Regions from separate parts of the Mus musculus genome. Here region 1 is linked to region 2. Evidence: chromatin loops called from intact Hi-C (ENCODE). Cell type or tissue: gastrocnemius. All regions are shown on one strand. Region 1 has its middle 120 kb from the start of Gm46585. Region 2 overlaps Pde10a (phosphodiesterase 10A).

Evidence for each region. A loop is a pair of places that touch in the nucleus more often than their neighbours do. Peaks named below come from ENCODE experiments on the same cell type or tissue, not always from the same donor. Only the 100,000 strongest peaks of a DNase experiment are listed, where the experiment ranks them.
Region 1: a loop joins it to region 2, with 15 times the contacts of the local background. A loop is called at or near these places in 39 of 42 quality-filtered maps.

The regions. Positions count from the first base shown.
Region 1 is chr17:8,612,883-8,615,382 of GRCm38, reverse strand. It overlaps a transcript of Pde10a not described here. Among named protein-coding and RNA genes, the nearest start is that of Gm46585, 120 kb to the left of the region's middle. In gastrocnemius, no CTCF peak of the experiment used is centred here; a DNase peak (open chromatin) is centred at 1,034.
Region 2 is chr17:8,935,719-8,938,218 of GRCm38, reverse strand. All of the region lies in intron 5 of Pde10a (phosphodiesterase 10A), which reads right to left. Among named protein-coding and RNA genes, the nearest start is that of 1700010I14Rik, 51 kb to the left of the region's middle. In gastrocnemius, no CTCF peak of the experiment used is centred here; DNase peaks (open chromatin) are centred at 724 and 1,407; H3K27ac peaks cover 193 bases.

The DNA.
Region 1 (2,500 bases), 320 kb after region 2:
TTCACGCAGTCACATGGCTAGGAGATGGAATTGTGGGAATTCTTCAATGGGACCTGGAGTCCGTCGGTGGCAGCTTTGTAGCAGATGAATGAGGGGGAGTCAGAAACCATCCTTGCCTAACAGAAGGTTTCCGCATCTCCAATGTGTAGGTCACATGTGAGTCTCTGGGATGTCCTGGCTCTTAAAGCACACAACATAAAATGTCACTCAGGGACACCACTCCCAACTGTGTCATGGGTGCTCTGTGTTGTTAAACATTGCAAAAATCAAGTTCACAGTGAGTGGTTTAAGTCTGCAAAATGTTGACTTTTTTCTTAAAAGCCTGAGATTTATCCTGGGCCACAAATACCGACAACGAAGATCAGTATTGCTCCTTTCTGAGCACTTGAGTCTGTCTGGCACTTGGGTCTGAATGCTGGTCACAGGTGTTGCGGTAAAGGGACTGGTCCAAGGGATATTCATTCCCAAGACACAACGATATTGCTTTCCAGTACTTGTTATGACTCGGTGGGTCCCATGAGATCGTTGTGCCAGCTTCCCATTTAGTCACAGGAAGTGTTACAAAGGCACCCGAGAGTGTCTGTGTTGAGCACCTGCGCATTGCTCGATGATGTTGTGTTCTGCTTTCTTGGCTCTGAGGATAGGCTGTAGTGGGGAAGATGGGACTCTGGTACCGCTGGAAATACTGGAGAAACACAGGCATGTCTGCCCAACACATTCGGCCCGCACAGCACCACAGCACAAGAGCAGGAATTGCCTTATGAGAATCCTTGGCCTTCTAAATTCCCTGAATGTGGGCAATAGCCCAAAAAAACAAGGACATAGATCATTCTAATTTGATCCAGGAGTGTCTTTGTAGGAGGATTATAGCTAGTTATACACATTAACTAGCATCGAAGTTACTGAGCCTCCCCATATATAGTGTGTGCCCTAAAAACAAATTTGTAGTGTGATCTGCTTTGTTTTTTTCTTCATCCAAACTGGAAGGACATGGAGGTTATAGTTCTGAGTAGTGGGTGCCCCCTGCTGGTCATTACTGGAAGTGGCACGGTAAATAGTGGCATCAGAACTGCAAGGCTGGCTGTACCCAGCAGCTCCCTTCTCAAAAGGCAGAATATTTTAGAGTGCTCGGCCACAGACAGAGCCTGCCCTCAAGCTCATTTTCAACTGTCGAAACTGTTTTTAAAAGGTTCAAGTTTGCTTTTCACGATTCTAAACATCTTCTGGTTTCCAGTAAACCTGGGCACTGCCAGCCCTAAATGGTAAAGTAGGGGCTATGCTGTCACATGAGAGCATAGAGTCTGTGCTCAGGCGAGAGGAGTCATCTGTCTTTCTATGTGTGTGCATGCATATGTGCTGGGGCAGAAAGAGAGTGAGCAGGTAGATGAAAAGAAACAGTAGAAAGAAAACTTGTATTTATTTAGAAGAGGTGACATCTTGTCTGTATCTCTGCGCTCACCTACCCAGCCATCACCCCTGCACATGGAGATGGGGCTGCAGCCATGGCCATACTACATTGGCACTCATCAGGTCTGCATACACTCTCACTGATGCTCTTCCGCAAACTGTCCCATACTTGTTGACTTGGAACCACATGAGTCCACCCCATCTCAGCAAAGAGATCTTCTCATTGGAACACGGGCTCCCAGCTACCCACCTCCACAAGTGCTCTCTATCAGACGTGCAACGGGCTGATAACTGAACACTTGGTGCCTGCCACAGGTTAATGGGGGCTCCCAATCCCAGGGGTGCCCGGGCAAGGTGAGCTTTGTGGCCTCTGAGGACACTATCTGGGGGCCAAAAACTAGGAAGGTTTCATCGCTCGGGAAAGTGATATTTGGACTGTTTTTGCAAGACCTCTATGATTGCAGCAGGCAGAAAGGAAAGGTAGCTTACTTGAAGTTAATTAAGCCTTCAGACAGGTGTGTTCCTGAAATGCATACTATGGGGACTGCAAACACAGCTCAGCAGAGTGCTTACCCAGCATGCATGAAGCCTTGGGTTTGGCCCCCAGTACCACATAAAATGTGGCAGTGCCAAGCATCATAAAGGCACTGTTTGATGCTGTTCCTGGGCTTGGACAACCTGGACTGACTCTCCACTGCTCTTAGTGGAAATTTGCTACACACCTTTTGCTTATACTTGTATTTCTCACTGTTAAAGGCCTCGCTCTGAAAGCTAGAACTGGGATCACAAACGCTAGTGCAAACAGGAGTGAAATTAATGGAAGTTCCCTGGAAAAACTGTTATGCAGAAAAGCAAGTCTTTCTTAGAGCTTATTACTTCGATATATGTTTAGATCATTAATGAAGTTATTAGTAAGCATGAGACAGAGGATTTGAGAAAAAAAAAACAGTCTTTCAAATCAACAACTATTATATTACATCCTTTGGGGATTATAGCAGGAGAAGGGACACCAGGCTGAAGGGCTTTTGTGGTTTCCATAGTATGATACATTTTTCTGAGGTCCTAGAACAGTCTCCATTTTCTGGTTTTTTTT
Region 2 (2,500 bases):
GTTAATCAGACATGGAATGACCTGTTTGGGGACAGTACAATCTTTACGACCTTTTAAAGTTGAGTGGAAGTATAGGAACCTGTTACTACAAATAGAATAAGTCGACAAAGGACTTCCATGATCAGGACTGCACCCGACGCTCGGCCACCACTGGAGAATCTTCACTGAATTGTATACCCATAGAAATGGACCAGGGGAAAGGCCGGTAGGTAAACCTGCATTTTTAATCGTGACAGAGCAAAGGAAATCTCCTCTTAGTTCTTGGTGTTTAGAAATAGTAATTCCGTTTGTGAAACATTCCAAGCACTTTGCCTTGATGAGTATGCTTTACCGTATTAATAAACAATAGGAGGGACTAAGTACTGAAGAAATTAGCAGAGGAAATGGAAGTTTTGTTTCCAAGATTGATTTAACTTTTGAGCTAAGGTTGTGACTGGGTTACTTGCACTATTAAGATAGTAAAATGCTGTCCTCAGATTTTCATCAATGAATAGCACCAGACAGTATTGTATATACTTACATATATTTATTTCTAATTTCCTATAACATTGAGAATGGGCTTCTCTAAGATTAATTCCTACTCTAAATTTATATAAATCTAAACAACATTTATTAGCATAAGAATGCTTCAGAAGTTAGAAATCTAAACACAAGGAAAGGCCCAATACCCTAGACCTCACCCTTCTTCCCCTCCAGGGCGATTTGACTGACTGCCACCTGAATGGGGACAATGCCAGGGACCACCATGGATGAGCAGAAGAGCTAGCCCCCCAGTTAAAGAGATATCCCCAACTGGGCCACATTTGTGTGATAAAAGCATACATAGACATACATATAGATAATTTAAACTAGACCAGATCGGTAATAATAAGCTGAATTCAAGGACGAAATAAAACCATGAAAACTACATATATAAACACACACACACACACACACACACACACACACACATATATATATATATATATATATATACATACATACATATATATACACATATAGTAAATAGCATATAGTATACACTATATGGCATATATGTATGTGTGTGTATTTGGAGAAAAATAGTAGAAATATAATATAGTAGATTGATATAATTAATTTAATAAGTATAAACTAACACAATTTATAAAATATAATATCATTTAAATGAGAAAGAGAAACCTGACCTCTGATATCAACACTCTGTTTCAGTGGCAAACGCACACCACAGACATTTTCTCAGACACACATTCCAAAGATCATGTCATTCATGACACTTGCTTTTAACGTTGTTTTGTTGTTGTTGTTTTTGCTCTCGGGTGACTCAATTTTAAAACAGTTTTTAAATGGGTGTATGTTGAGGTGTGGGAACACCAAAGGATTAAAATACCCAGGTTTTGTGTTATTCTTTTGTGCCACTAGATGGCAGTGCTAGGAAGCAAATTCATGCGGAGGCCAAGTTTCAGAAATTTGTAACAGGGAAGGCAAAGCGAGGCACTTTTCAATACTGCTTAGAATTTTTTCTACAGTTCAGTAAAAAACATCACAACAATAGTAAACTGCCAGTGCTATATATATATATCAACACTTTCAGGTTGCAGCTTTATTTACAAACAGAAACACTGAGTTTCCCAGCCTTTCCATTTCCCCCCAATTTGTACCCAGGTAATATCATTCTTTTAACTGTATTCTCCACTGGTTTAGAGTACAATTTAATTGATAATAATAACCAGGAGAAGGAGGTGGTGGAGGCAGGGGCAGAGGAGGAGGAGGAGAAAGAGGAGGAGGAGAAAGAGGAAGAGGAAGAGGAGGAGATGGAGGAGAAGGAGGAGGAGAGGAGGAGGAGGAGGAGAGGAGGAGGAGGAGGAGAGGAGGAGGAGGAGGAGGAGGAGGAGGAGGAGAGGAGGAGGAGCAGGAGGAGGAGGAGGAGAAGGAGGAGGAGGAGGAGGAGGAGGAGAGGAGGAGGGGCAGGAGCAGGAGGAGGAGGAGGAGGAGGAGGAGGAGGAGGAGGAGGAGAGGAGGAGGAGGAGGAGGAGGAGGAGAGGAGGAGGAGGAGGAGGAGCAGGAGCAGGAGAAGGAGGAGGAGCAGGAGCAGGAGCAGGAGAAGGAGGAGGAGGAGGAGGAGAAGGAGGAGGAGGAGGAGAGGAGGAGGAGGAGAAGGAGGAGGAGGAGGAGGAGAAGGAGGAGGAGGAGAGGAGGAGGAGGAAGAGGAGAGGAGGAGGAGAGGAGGAGGAGGAGGAGGGAGCATCATCATCGTCATCTCATTGTCGTCGTCGTCATCGTCATCGTCATCATCATCATCAAGTAACTAGAGGCAAAAAACTATCTTCTTGCCAGAGAACTGCCCTTGGGTGGGAGGATCTGGGCTGCTCTTTGTACAGAAGGCTGTGTTATGTCACTCGCCTCATTAAGCTGCCTCTGTTGTCAACTGAAAGTGCCACTGTGGGGAGAGGGGCAGACGGCTCCCTCTTACAAAGTACACTGTGTAGAATAGCAGCTTCACTCTCGCTGTAGACTACTC